Regions from separate parts of the Homo sapiens genome. Here regions 1 and 2 are each linked to region 3. A link is an interaction called in ENCODE POLR2A ChIA-PET data of the cell type or tissue named here. Cell type or tissue: MCF 10A. All regions are shown on one strand.

Region 1 (5,000 bases), 73 kb after region 3:
GAATCACTTGAACCAGGAGGCGGAGTTTGCAGTTAGCTGAAATCATGCCACTGCCTGGGCGACACAGCGAGACTGTCACAAAAAACAAAGAAACAAACAAACAAATGCCTTTTTTAGGAATGAGGAAGACACAGAGAGTTCATACATGTGCCCAAGGCCACATTAAGCTCCTAACTGCTATAAACTAGCTGCCTAAATAGAAAGAATGTTCTAGAAGGACAGAGCAGAAAGGCTCAGAGTGGTTACCTCTGAAGAAGGGTGAAGGAAAGGGTACAAGGAGAAGGCTGGGTGTGGTGGATCATGCTCATAATCCTAGCACCTTGGGAGGCTGAGGCAGGCAGATCGCTTGAGGCCAGGAGTTTGAGACCATCCTGGGCAACACAGCAAGACTCTCTAAAAAATAAATAAATGCTAGCCAGGCGTGGTGGCGCATGCCTGTAATCCCAGCTACTCAGGAGGCTGAGTCAGGAGAATTGCTTGAACCCAGGAGGCGGAGGTTGCAGTGAGCCGAGATTGCACCATTGCACTCCCGCCTAGGCAACAAGAGCGAAACTCCGTCTCAAAAAATAAAAAATAAAAATAAATAAATAAATAAATACAACTTAAAAATAATATAGGTTAACTATAATACCTAATAAAGTTTGACATTTACCTACTGCTGACCCAGTAATTCCACTCTTGGATTAAGAGAAATGTGTGCCCATGTCCATAAAAATACTTGTTCCAGGCCAGGTGTGGTGGCTCATGCCTGTAATCCTAGCACTTTGGGAGGCTGAGGAGGGCGGATCACCTGAGGAAAAAAATTAGCTGGGCGTGGTGGTGCGCGCCTGTAGTCCCAGCTACTCAGGAGGCTGAGGTAAGAGAATCGCTTGAACCCAGGAGGTGGAGGTTGCAGTGAGCTGAGATCTTGCCATTGCACTCCAGCCTGGGCAACAGGGCAAGATTCCATCTCAAAAAAAAAGAAAAAAAAATTTGTTCCAGAATGTTCATAGAAGCTTGTTTCATAATAGTCCAAACTGGAAACAACCAAGTGCCCGACAACAAGAGGGTAAACAAATGATGGTATGGTCCCAAAATGGAATTCTACTCAACAACAGCCAGGAAAGAATTACTGGGGCATCCAGCGTGACTCAATCTGAAAAGCATTATTTGAGTGAAAGAAGCCAGATACATGAGTTCATGCCGGATGCAGTGGCTCACGCCTGTCATCCCAGCACTTTGGGAAGCTGAGGCAGGTGGATCATTTGAGGTCAGGGGTTTGAGACCAGCCTGGCCAACATGGTGAGACCATGTTCCTACAAAAAATAAAAAAATTAGCCAGGCGTGGTGGCGGACACCTGTAATCCCAGCTACTTGGGAGGCTGAGGCAGGAGAATCCCTTGAACAAGGGAGGCGGAGGTTGCAGTGAGCCAAGATCATGCCTCTGCACTCCAGCCTGGGTGACAGAGCGAGACTCTGTTTCAAAAAAGAAAAAAAAGAGTTCATTCTGTATGATTCCATTTATGTGGAGTCTAAGAATAGAGAAAACTAAGGGTGATAAAGGTCAGGATAGTGGTTATCTTGTTTTGGGAAGGGGCAAGAGGGAACTTTCTGGGGGATGGAAATGTTCTGTGTCCTAGGGGATGTTTGGCACTGTCTGGAGAGGTTTTTGATTGTCACAACTGGTGGTGGGGGTGCTACTGGCATTTAGTGGGTAGAGGCCAGAGATGCTGCTAAACTGAATCTTACAATGCACAGGATTACCCCAAAACAATTATCTGGCCGGAAATGTCAATCGGGCTGAGAGTGAGAAATTTTGGTATATGATTTAAATTGCTTAAACACGATCAAGGCATTTCTGCATCCTTGTGGGCATTTGCCATTACTACAGGCAATATTTGAGTGACGGAGACGGCTAGTTATCCTTAGGATATAGAGTTGTCATTGGAAAGCAGCCAGGGACAATATTTCCCAATCCCCTTTGCATCTGGGTACAGCCTGTGATTCATTCTGCAAATAGAATGTGAGCAAAAGCAATGTGTATTAGCTCTGCACAAAGCAGTTGAGAAACATGTGCGCCTTTTCCATTCTCCTTCCCCTGCCACCACTGGATGCAGACATCAACGATGAGGCCCCAGGGATGGAGGAAAGCTGTCAGTCAACTGGCAATGCAGCGCTAGAGGAGATAAACTTCTATTATGCAAGCCTCTGAAATGTGAGCGTTATTTGTTACAGTGGCTAGCGTTACTCTAATAGAGTATTCAACAAAAAAAATATAGTCTTTGAAGGGCAGGTCTCCCAAACTGATATATTAAGGGGCAGTTAATCTCACTTGTAAATTCTCTGAGAGCAGGGATCATGTGCTACACATTTTCTTAATCTTCGATAATGCTAAGTACCATGTTGAGCAAATGACATGTTTCTTTCTCTCTCCTTCCACCCCCGCCCCCAAAGTCCTATGACTTCCTGGGTTGGAAGAGAATGTAAGTGTTCTTTTGTAATCTTTCCAGGACACCATTAATGGAACCACAGAACACCAACTTTCACACTCTAATTCCATGTGTTTTGGAATAAGATTTACTTTGCCCCATGCTCCAGAGTTGGGTCCTGATTGGCTTACATCAATCAAAGTCTTTTCTTTACCCTGGCCTTCCCACTCTGTCACCCAGGTTGGAGTGGCACAATCTCGGCTCACTGCAACCTCTGCCTCCTAGGTTCAAGTGATTCTCCTGCTTCAGCCTCCTGAGTAGCTGGGATTACAGGCACATGCCACCACGCCAGGCTAATTTTTTGTATTTTTTTAGTAGAGACAGGCTTTCACCATGTTGGTCAGGCTGGTCTCAAACTCCTGACCTCAGTTGATCCGCCCGCCTTGGCCTCCCAAAGTGCTGGGACTATAGGCGTGAGCCACCACGCCCGGCCTCCCTGGTCTTCTTGTTAGGGTTCGCAGATGAACACATCACTGAGTGAGAGGCAATGAGATCCAAGGTTTTATCTGGGACTCCGGAAGGGAAGCAGTTTCTTCCCTTTCAAGAGAAAGCCCTGAGCATATGCTTTTCTCCTGTGTGGTGGTGTCGGTTTGGGAGGCTTCAGTTACTACAGTAACTTTGCCACCAAGAGAGCAACTCTTTCAAGTTGTCAAGGATCCATAGGTATAGATAGTTCTCAGGGGCTCAAATATTGTCAGAACCTAAATTCTTTCTCTGCCTCTCTTAGTGTGTTAGATATTCTCACTCGTGATGCCACGATAATGCCCACAATTTCAGACATTCAAGTCATAACAACACGTTTCTGTTAATGAGAAAAACCTTTCCCAGCGTGCAGCGGAGTTTTTTTCTTGTCTTATTGGCTAGAGGGCATCACGTGATAAGCCTAAACCAACCACTGACAAGTGGTCTGGATCACCGTGATTGGTTCATATGTATTCCTCAGGCTGGGGTTGGGACTGGGATCCATCTCCCTGGAAGCACATGGCCAGCAGGAGAGGGGTGGACATCTGGTCCCAACCAGAATTCTCATTTAAAAAGGAAGAAAAGTTTTTGAGTAGGCCAACAATAATGTCTGCTATGTATCCTGCCATTTGTGGTGGTATATTTATCAGTCAATTGCAAGTAACAAAAAACCAAAAAGAAAAAAGATGTTAGGGAGAAATGTATTGGCTGGCACAACTCAAAAGTTCAGAGTTTCCCAGCTTCAGGCATGGCTGGATCTGAGCAACAAGGTCATAATTATTTGGTCTCTGTTTTTATTGCTCATCTCCGCTTTATTCTCAGGCAGAATCTTACCGAGTGGTGGCTCCAGCAACTACAGACTTACTTCCTACCAAGTTAGCAATTCCAGAGGAATCTTTTAGGCAACTGTTGCAACAAAAGTTTAAGAACTGAGCCTCAAAGACTTGGCTTGGATCACAACCCCATTCTTGAACCAATCACTGTACCCAGAAGGAATGAAAAATTCTAACTGGTCAAACCATTTCTTTTTTTTTTTTTTTTTTTTTTTTTTGAGATAGGTCTTTTGCTCTGTTGCCCAGGCTGGAATACATAGCTCACTGTGGCCTCAAACTCTGGGTTCAAGTGATCCTCCCACCTCAGCTTCCCAAGTAGCTGAGATTAGTGGTGTGCACCACCACGTCTAACTAATTTTTTAAATTTTTTGTAGAAACAGGGCCTTTCTATGTTGGAAGAGGGTCAGGCGGGCGACTTGAGAAATCAAGCGCTCTGTTTTACCTGTGATTTGTGTTTCATATGCTGACATACTTCCGGGGTCTTGAGTTCCTTCTCCCGTGATTTTTCACTGGGGATGGGCTGTCTGCACGTGCAATGTGTTTATTGGAGTTGTGTACGTGCTCACTTGAGGCATTCTTCCCTTACCAGTTGAATGTCCCTAGACGGTCATCAGTTAAACTTTGCCATTTTGCCTCTTAATTCCCATGCTTGAGCCCATTTACCCAGTCCTGAGATCTTACTGGGAAGCTGCTGATCACCAGTTTCAGGTTGTTGTTTTTTTTCTGCTTATTGGGAGACTGCCTTTCCCTGGAGTCGGCTGAGACCAATCATTATTTTAGAGAGATAGTTAACAACCGCCTGAGCATCACCTGATGGTCACCTCTGGTCACCTGACATTCCTGGTGTGTGTGTGTTGTGGGGGAACTCTCTCTTGCTCTGTTCATGTCTGACTAGCTACCTACTGTAACAGCTGCACCACTGCATTCCAGCCTGGGTGACAGAGCGAGACGCTGTCTCAAAAAAAAAAAAAGGTGATTTGTGGCGATGGCAAAAATCTCAAAGGCGTTACATGAGTCACTGAAATTTGGGGAACTCTGATAGACCCAGGTTCTATCCTGGACTTTATTTGGCTGAACCAAACTGAACAAAAATTCCCTTGCATGAAAACTGGTGCTGGAGGAATATTTTCTTTGATTGATTGATTGAGGCAGGGTCTCACTGTCACCCAGGCTGGCATTGAGTGATGGAATCACGGCTCACTGCAGCCTCAACTTCCCGGCCTCAGGTGATCCTCCT
Region 2 (5,000 bases), 65 kb after region 3:
TTTGTAGAGACAGGGTCTCACATGTTGCCCAGGCTAATCTCGAACCCCTGGCCTCAAGCAGTCTTTCCACCTCGGCCTCCCAAAGTTCTGGGATTATAGGCATGAGCCACTACACCTGGCCTAAACATTCACTTTTATACCTAATTTTGTACTTAAATTTTGTATTTGTTTTAAAGAAGGCTCCCCCAAATTGTCTAAGCTTCAGGTACCACAAAACCTGGATCCATCCCTGGTCCTAAGACAGGTCTTCAGTTTTTTGTGACAGTGGGTGTTAGAGATTTTGTACAAAAGTTCAGAAGCTGGACTCAGCCCAGCGAAAAGGTTTGTTGATCTGCCTGGGGGAAGGTGTGGATTTCAGCCCATCCCTGTATGCCTTCACTCAATACTCCTTTGAAAGCATAAGCTGCTGGAATTAAACCAGTGGTTTTGATGTGCTTGGAGCTGAAGATAAAGTCCTGTTTGCACACTGTAATGGTGTATTTAAACATTTTGACAATTATCAGGTGAAATCTTTGGCTGTTATTGACTCCGCTCCTCTGTAAGTGATTGTGTGCGGCAGGAGAGTCTCTCCACCACATGACTGGGCCCTCACTTACAGGTTAATTGACTTGTTTGGTCGCTTTCTTCTTAAGCCACAGGAGTGGTGAAATGCAATTTTTTTCTTGTGTTCTTTCGTAACACACCAAGACAAACAAAGCTGAGTTTTAAATCCTGTTGCATTTATTAACTTTTGAGGGTCTAGCTATGAGTTTTCAGAAACAACAACCAACCACCAGCTCTTCTGATCTTGGTTTGAATCTCTATGATCTGAGATAAATTAGGTTCCCCCCAAAAAAACACACCCCCACCCCAAGTTGGACACTGAATGATGTATTGGGAATTTGTTTGATACAATAAATGTCCACTATTTATTTATTTATTTTTTGAGATGGGGTGTCTGTCACCCAGGCTGGAGGGCAGTGGTGTGATCTCAACTCACTGCAACCTCCACTTCCCAGTCTCAAGTGATCCTCCCACCTTAGCCTCCCGAGTAGCTGGGGCTACAGGCCTGTACCACCATGCCTGACTAATTTTTTGTAGAGGCGGGGTTTCACCATGTTGCTCAGGCTGTCTTCAACTCCTGGATTCAAGGGATCTCCCCCCAACCCCTGAGATGGCATCTTGTTCTGTCACCCAGGCTGGAGTGCAGTGGCACCATCTCAGCTCCCTGCAACCTCCGCCTCCCAGGTTCAAGTGACTTTCCTGCCTCAGCCTCCCAAGGAGCCGAGATAACAGGCATGCAGCATCATGCCTGGCTAATTTTTGTATTTTTATTAGAGACGAGCTTTCACCTTGTTAGCCAGGCTGGTCTTAAACTCCTGACCTCAAGTGATCTGCCTGCCTCGACCTGCCAAAGTGCTGGGATTACAGGCCTGGACTCAAGGGATCTGCCCATCTCAGCCTCCAAAAGTGCTGGGATTCCTGGCGTCAGCCGCTGGGCCTGGCCTATTATTTCTTATGAGTCTTTGGGTGGTTGCATGGCCCTTCTGTTGGTCTCACCTGGGTTTGCTCATGAAGCTGCACGTGGCTGAAGGCTCAGCCGGGACAGCCAGGTGGCTAAGTCTCTCTCATTCTGTGGGTTTTCTTTCAGAGTTTCTTCTGGTGTGGTGGTCTTGGGGCAGAGTTCCAAAAGAGTGAAAATGGAAGCTGCAAAGTTTTTCAAGGTATAAGCTCTAGACGTGTGCAGCGTCTCTTCTGCCCCACTATGTGGTTAATGTAGGTCCCAAGAAGCTCCACGTGGGTTTAAATCATGTTGGTCTTTTCAGGGCTGTATCCTCAGTATCTAGAATAGAGCCTGGTACATAGAATATTTATTGATGCAACTGAGATTATCATAGTGTATTTTTCTGTGAGCACAGCAGCTTATTCACAGCAGCAGTTTCCTAAATGGTGGCTATTTTATTATAGCTTTCCTAGGGGAGACACATAATGTAAATTTTCTGTTATTTCTTTTCTTTTTTTTTTTTTTGAGACAGAGTCTCGCTTAGTCCCCCAGGCTGGAGTGCAGTGGTGCGATCTCAGCTCACTGCAACCTCCGCCTCCCAGGTTCCAGTGATTCTCCTGCCTCAGCCTCCCGAGTAGCTGGGACTGCAGGCACCGGCCACCACACCCAGCTAATTTTTGTATTTTTAGTAAAGATGAGGGTTTCACTATGTTGACCAGGCTGGTCTCCAACTCCTGACCTCAAGTAATCCACCCGCCTCAGCCTCCGAAAATGCTGGGGTTACAGGTGTGAGCCACTGCGCCCGGCCTCAGTTATCTGCTATTTCTAGGAATACTTTAGGTTGGCACAGAATGAACACTGATCTTAACTGCTTTCCCCAACCTTCCCCCAATTCGCTGTTATCTGATACTCAGTAAACTGCCAGAGATGCATTACCAAAATAATATGGAGGTGGTCAAAATCATCATGAAGAATGTAGACATGGAATCTGTTTGCCTGCGTTCAAATCCCGGCCCCACCTCTTACTCGCTGTGAGACCTTGGATGAGTCATTTAAACGCTCTATGCTTTTGTTTCCTCATCTGTAAAATAGGCTTAATAATTGTACGTATTTCCTGAGATTGATAAAAATTAAATGGGTTAATATTTGTCAAGTGCTAACAAGAGAGGTTGGCATGCAGTCACTGTTATGTAAGAGTTAACTATCATTATAAGTAACGCACAGGCCCTGACTTTGAGTTTCCAATGAGTCACTTTCTTCAGATACCACAAAAACTTTTGGGAGATATTGTTCTCTGCCTCATCTGACAGTCTTCTGGGAATTAGGAAGCCATCAAGATGAACTCTGAGCAAGAGTGAAAGCAGTTCATGACTGGATAGCTTTAATTCACCTGCTTCTAATTTCATCCATGGTGTATAGATTGTTAACTGTGGTTTTCTATCAATAGATATGAATTAGAATGCCTTTTATGGAGAAGTCAGCTTTACAGACTTAAATAGAAAAATAAGGCTGGATGTGGCGGCTCAGGCCTGTAATCCCAGCATTTTGGGAGGCCGAGGTGGGTGGATCATTTGAGGTCAGGAGTTCCAGACCAGTCTGACCAACATAGTGAAACACATCTCTACTAAAAACACAAAAATTAGCCAGGTGTGGTGGCACGTGCCTGTAATCCCAGCTACTTGGGAGGCTGAGGCAGGAGAATTGTTTGAACCTGGGAGACAGAGGTGGCAGTGAGCCAAGATCATGCCACTGCACTCCAGCCTGGGTGACAGAGCAAGACTCTGTCTCAAAAAAAAAAAAAAAAAAAAAAAAAGAAAGAAAGAAAGAAAAAGGAAAAATTATAGCAGGAGCTTTCCTTTATTGATTATTATTATTTCATTATGAAAAAATCTAACATACAAAAGGAGAGAAAATAGTATCATCATCTCCCTTGTCCATTATCTGGTTTCTACAATTATCAGCTCAAGTGGGCACAGTGGCTCATATCTGCAATCCCACTGCTTTGGTAGGTTGAGGCAGGAGGATAATTTGAGCCCAGGGGTTAAAGACCAGCCTGGGCAACATGGCAAGACCCTGTCTCTACAAAAAATTTAAAAATTATCTGGGTGGGCCAGGCACGGTGGCTCACGCCTGTAATCACAGCACTTTAGGAGGTCGAGACAGCTGGATTACTTGAGCTCAGGAGTTTGAGACCAGCCTGGGCAACATAGTAAAACCCCATCTCTACCAAAGATACAAAAATTAGCCAGGTGTGGTCGCACACGTCTGTGGTCCTAGCTACTTGGGAGGCTGAGGCAGGAGGATCACTTGAGCCTGGGAGGCAGAGGTTGCAGTGAGCCAAGATTGCGCCACTGCACTCCAACCTGGGTGCACACCATCCAAAAAAAAAAAAAAATCAGCTGGGCATGGTGGCACACACCTGTAGTCTCAGCTACTCAGGAGGCTGAAGCAGGATGGGGATCACTTGAGCCCAGAAGTTGGAAGCTGCAATGAGCTATGATCCCACCACTGCATTCCAGCCTGGGCAACAAAGCAAGATCCCGTCTCTAAAAGAAAAATAAAAACATAAAAAAGATATTGACAATTAGCAATTTAGGGGCAATCCTGCTTCATCTTTCCCTCCACTCTTGTTCCTGCTGCTTGGATTACTTTGATGCAAATCTCAGCTATCACACCACTCTGTGGATACTTCCGTGTGTATCTCTAAAAAATAAAGACTCGACTTTGGTCATAATCACAATTCTAATATCATACATTTTAAAAGTTAACAATGGCCGGGCGCGGTGGCTCAAGCCTGTAATCCCAGTGCTTTGGGAGCCCAAGGTCGGCGTCAGGAGCTGGATGTGGTGGTGTGTGCCTGTAATCCCAGCTACTCAGGAGGCGGAGGCAGGAGAATTGCTTGACCCGGGAGGCAGAGGTTGCAGTGAGCTGAGATTGTGCCACTGCACTCCAGCCTGGGCTACAGAGCAAGACTCTGTCTCAAAAAAAAAAAAAAAAAATTAACAATAATTCCTAATGTCATCAAATATGCAGGTACTTGATATATTCAAATTTCCCAGCTGAGAGCATTTCTTTGCTGAACTCTTTGTACCCTGTAACATTGGGACTCACTCCCTGACGTCCAGCGATTGGATGCTGTGTCAGAGAACACAAGGAACAGTAGAGCCTGTGTTTACCTTTATTTATCAATGCAATTTTTCAACAATTTATGAGAACAGTTGCCAGAAAATTATGCGGCACATAGACAGTGTTATAGTTAATCTACTGGCTAAGGGATGCCCAGGTAGCTGGTAAAACATTTCCAGGAGGGTGTTTCCAGAAGGGATTAGCATTTGAAACAATAGACTGAGTAAAGAAGAACCTTGCTCGCCAGCATGCATGGACATCACCCAATCCTTGAGGGTCTGAATTGAAGAAAAAGGCAGAGGGAGGATGAATTCTCTCTCTGTTTCAGCTGAGACATCCACCTTCTCCTGCCATTGGACATCTCGGGCCTTCTGACTTGGACCAGGACAGA
Region 3 (5,000 bases):
ATTTGTTTGTAGAGATGGGGGTCTCCCTGTGTTGCCCAGGCTGGTCCTGAACTCCTGAGCTCAAGCAATCCTCTGGCCTCAGCCTCCCAAAGAGTTGGGATTACAGGTATGAGTCACTGTGCCTGGCCCCAGACTCTCTTCAGTGGCCTCCAAGTTCCTCCATGATCTTTTCCTGGCCTCTGATTTCATCTCATACATTCTCTGCCTTCTTCATCATTTTGTTCTCCAAGAGTCTATCCCCTGCCACGCCCACACCACCCCCACCACTGGCACCTCTTGAATTTCTCAAACTAAGATTCCTTTCCAATGGCATATTGCGTGGGATTCTCTCTTCCAGTATCTGCACATGGCCAGTTTCTTTTCATCCATCTCAACTTAAACATCACAGGTAGATGCTTTTGTGCAAACACAACCTCCCTGTCCACTCTGCCCCACATCCACATGTGGCCTTGTCATGTGGCCACGCCTAGCTGCAAAGAAAGCTGGGAAATGTAATACTTAATTGGGCAGCTCTGTGCTTCCTTTTAGTCACATCCCCCAAGGGCAGCACTATCTTGATTACTCACCGTGACATGCGATTTACATTTACACAAATAGCCTCCGGTTTTTTTTTTTTTTTTTTTTTTTTTTTTTGAGACGGAGTCTCGCTCTGTCGCCCAGGCCGGACTGCGGACTGCAGTGGCGCAATCTCGGCTCACTGCAAGCTCCGCTTCCCGGGTTCACGCCATTCTCCTGCCTCAGCCTCCCGAGTAGCTGGGACTACAGGCACCCGCCACCGCGCCCGGCTAATTTTTTGTATTTTTAGTAGAGACGGGGTTTCACCTTGTTAGCCAGGATGGTCTCGATCTCCTGACCTCATGATCCACCCGCCTCGGCCTCCCAAAGTGCTGGGATTACAGGCGTGAGCCACCGCGCCCGGCCGCCTCCTGTTTTTTTTTTGAGACGAGTCTCGCTCTGTTGCCCAGGCTGGAGTGCAGTGGCGCGATCTTGGCTCACTGCAAGCTCCGCCTCTCAGGTTCAAGCCATTCTCCTGCCTCAGCCTCCCGAGTAGATGGGACTACAGGCGCCCACCACCACGCCCGGCTAATTTCTTTTTTTCATTTTTAGTAGAGATGGGGTTTCTCCATGTTAGCCAGGATGGTCTCGATCTCCAGACCTCATGATCCACCCGCCTCGGCCTCCCAAAGTGCTGGGATTACAGGCGTGAGCCACCACGCCCAGCCAGCCTCCTGTTATTTATACTTACTCTTCACTCTGTTTTGAATATCTCTTTTACTCCAATGCTGATGAGTTCCTGTCACCTGGATTCCAGGACTTGCCTCAGATCCTAGCCTTCCAGAAGCCTAGTTTCAGCCTTTTTTTTTTTTGAGACGGAGTCTCACTCTGTCGCCCAGGCTGGAATGCAATGGTGTGATCTCGGCTCATTGCAACCTCTGCCTCCCAGGTTTAAGCAATCCTCCTGCCTCAGCCTCCCTAGTAGCTGGGATTACAGGCGTGCACCACCACGCCCAGCTAATTTTTGTATTTTTAGTAGAGACAGCGTTTCGCCATATTGGCCAGGCTGGTCTCAAACTCCTGACCTCAGGTGATCCGCCCATCTTGGCTTCCCAAAGTGCTGGGATTACAGGGATGAGCCACCACACAAGGCCTCCAGCCTTTCTTTTGAGTCAATAAGCTACACCATATTCTACCAATATTTTTACTTGAGTCAGCAGTGGTTTCCTACACCTGCAACTCAAGAACTCTAAGGGTTACTGCCTCCATTGTTTGTTAAGGCACCACAAGACTTTGCTGAACTGTACATAATGCTTTAGGTCAATAAAATAATCATCATCATAATGACAACTGAGGAGAAAGTCATGATAATATCAACCTATTGAGCACTATGGTTTTTTTGTTTTATTTTGTTGAGACAGGGTCTCTGTCACCTAGATTGGAATACAGTGGTGTGATATTAGCTCACTACAACCTCTGGCTCTTGAGCTCAAGCCATCCTCCTGCCTCAGCCTCCCGAGTAGCTGGGACTATAGGCACGTGCCACCATGCCCCGCTAATTTTTTTTTTTTTTTAAGTAGAGACGAGGTCTTGCTATGTTGCCCAGGCTGGTGTCGAACTCCTGGGCTCAAGCTGGGCTCAAGCTATCCTCCTGTCTCAGCCTCCCAGTGAGCACTATATTAGTTAGCACATAGATTCTGTACAAAGATCAAGAGAGAACAGTCTACTTTATTTCCCATTTAGTAGTCCATCTATAAGGGGTTGAGAGCTATTTGGGTGGCTTCCTGTTCTCTGGCTGGGCCCCAGGCTCCTCCTATCTTGTTGCTCAGTGTCCTCAACACATGGCTTCCACCTTAGGGACCAAGAGAGTCACTCCAGCTCCTGCAGGAAAGAAAGGAAGAGAGAGGGAGGGCACTCTCTTTTCCATTTATGGTCTTGGTCCAGGAAGTTGCCTGCATTACTTCTGTTCCCATCCCATTGGCCAGAACCTTGTCATGTGGCCACGCCTAGTTGCAAAGAAAGCTGGGAAATGTATTATTTAATTGGGCAGCTCTGTGCTTCCTTTTAGTCACATCCCCCAAGGGCAACGCTATCTTGATTACTCACCATGACATGCGTTTTACATTTACACAAATAGCCTCCTGTTACAGAGTTCTTTGGTTTTTGTTTTCACTCTGTTTTGAAGATCTCAACACGGGTCTCTGTAAATATCTAGTCCATTTCTTCGGCTTCCCCATCTTCTGTGCATTCACCACATTTTACCAAAGTACTCTCCTAGCAATGGCCCCCATATGGCCGCCTCCACACACATCACTGCCTCTTCTCCCCAGGAAGGAGATGCCGGGGCATAGGCTATGTGGGTGCAAAACACTGCCAGGTTGCTCTCCCACATAGCAGCTGCCAGCCCACACTCCTGCCAGGTGCATGTGGGGGTTCTATAGTCCCATAAAAGGTATTTTATTCATTTTTGTCATGTCTATAGTTGGACATCTGTTGTTTTTTGCATGGCCAGCATCCATTCTTCTTTTTTTGGTCACTGTGCCCTAGCATTCTTTTGGGAAACTACCTTTTCCGTCATTCTCAATCCACGTGATTCAGATGGGACTGAATCTCTTACTTACTGGTGTGACCAGGTGATGACACACTGGCCAACAACCATCTAGCACCTCCCAATCAATCCAGTGAAGGCATGTGACTCAAACTGAATCAAATTAGAGCCAGGTCAGGACTCTCACTGGAACTGTTGGGAAAAGGGCTTTCCCTTTCTCTGTGGGTGGTTAAGCTAGAGTGGGTAGAGGCCAAGACTGCTATGATCTCAGGGTAGAAGCTACCTGAGGGTGAAGCAGGCCTCCACAGAAGAAAGTATAGCTGAGAGATGAAGAGTGAGGGTAATTCTCATACTGTGAGAACCAACCATGCCTGAAGGCGACTTGCACTAGAGCTTTTATAAGTTACATAAGTTTCATAGAGTTACATAAGCCAATAAATTCCTTATTTATTTATTGAGACAGAGTCTCATTCTGTCGTTTACACTGGAGTGCAGTGGTACAATCTCAGCTCACTGCAACTTCTGCCTCCCAGGTTCAAGTGATTCTCCTACCTCAGCCTCCCAAGTAGCTGGGATTACAGGTGTGTACCACCATGTCCAGATAATTTTTTTATTTTCAGTAGAGACGGGGTTTCGCCACGTTGGCCAGGCTGGTCTCACACTCCTGGCCTCAAGTGATCCACCTGCCTCGGCCTCCCAAAGTGCTGGATCACAGGCGTGAGCCACCATACCCAGCCAAATTCTTTTTTACACAAGCCAATTTGAGTTGGGCTTAGGTCACTCAAAAGAAGTCAGACTAACCCCACCCATCCTGGTGCTAGGCATACAGTAGGTCATAGGACAAATGTTTGTTTTTTCTTTTTTTGGTAAAGAAAGGCAGACTTATTAGAGAAAGTATGAAGATACACTGCATGAAAGCAAAGGGCAGCACAGCAGAGAAGGGGCTGTCTGCAAATGTTTGTTGAATGAATGAATGAGCCCATGTGTGGGAATAAATGAGACATGACAGACAGCTACCCAGTGATGTGTAAATATCCACAGTGAGTTATCCAGGAGTTCAGGTGAGGAGCACAGGCTTACTTATTTTGCTAAATATGAATTCTAAGGCTAAACAAGACACATGTGAGCTCATTCACTCATTGCACTCCAGTTTTGTTCCTTTTGCTTTCAGATAATCAGATCACGACAGGCGCCGGCCATCACACCTGGCTTATTCTTGTATTTTTAGTAGAGATAAGGTTTCATCATGTTGGCCAGGCTGGTCTCGAACTCCTGACCTTAGGTGATCTGCCTGCCTCGGCCTCCCTAAAGTGTTAGGATTACAGGTGTGAGCCACCACGCCTGGCTCTAAAAGGGTATCTTTTTTTTTTGAGGTGGAGTTTTGCTGTTGTCACCCAGGCTGGAGTGCAATGGCATGATTTCAGCTCACTGCAACTTCCACCTGCCAGGTTCAAGTGATTCTCCTGCCTCAGCCTCTCGAGTAGCTGGAACTACAGGCACACGCCACCACGCCTGGCTAATTTTTGTGTTTTTAGTAGAGACAAGGTTTCAATGTGTTGGCCAGGCTGATCTTGAACTCCTGACTTCAAGTAACCTGGCTGTCTCGGCCTCCCAAAGTGCTGGGATTACAGACGTGAACCACTGCACCCAGCCAAGAGGGTATCTTAAGACCCCACTACATTCCCCCTAGAGGAATAGAGACTAGATAGGCACCACAGGACCCTCTATTCTGCAATTTTCTAGGTATGTTTTATTTTGAGCTGATTTTTATGAAAAGTGAGTACTGAGAAATCCTGAGTGTGGATATTAATCCCATACATCTTACAATGATTTAAATTAAAATTAAATTTGAATTTTTTTGGTCTTTTACTTGAGTATTTGTAAAAAGTAATAAATGTATTTCATTTTAAAATTACCAGTGTTCAGTCCAGGTGCAGTGGCTCACACCTGTAATCCC

The links. Peaks named below come from ENCODE experiments on the same cell type or tissue, not always from the same donor. Only the 100,000 strongest peaks of a DNase experiment are listed, where the experiment ranks them.
Region 1: POLR2A ChIA-PET joins it to region 3 with 20 read pairs; 11 of 35 experiments call an interaction of 5 or more read pairs at or near these places.
Region 2: POLR2A ChIA-PET joins it to region 3 with 78 read pairs; 11 of 35 experiments call an interaction of 5 or more read pairs at or near these places.

What each region holds. Positions count from the first base shown.
Region 1 is chr20:47,462,610-47,467,609 of GRCh38, forward strand. No RefSeq gene overlaps it. Among named protein-coding and RNA genes, the nearest start is that of NCOA3, 37 kb to the right of the region's middle. RefSeq lists a silencer at 1,856-2,150. In MCF 10A, no CTCF peak of the experiment used is centred here; DNase peaks (open chromatin) are centred at 1,072, 1,982 and 2,422.
Region 2 is chr20:47,454,870-47,459,869 of GRCh38, forward strand. No RefSeq gene overlaps it. Among named protein-coding and RNA genes, the nearest start is that of NCOA3, 45 kb to the right of the region's middle. In MCF 10A, no CTCF peak of the experiment used is centred here; DNase peaks (open chromatin) are centred at 592 and 2,742.
Region 3 is chr20:47,389,722-47,394,721 of GRCh38, forward strand. The region is part of intron 2 of LINC01754 (long intergenic non-protein coding RNA 1754); the gene reads right to left. Among named protein-coding and RNA genes, the nearest start is that of LINC01754, 20 kb to the right of the region's middle. RefSeq lists enhancers at 2,297-2,426, 2,597-2,786, 3,047-3,096. In MCF 10A, no CTCF peak of the experiment used is centred here; DNase peaks (open chromatin) are centred at 510, 2,510 and 3,150.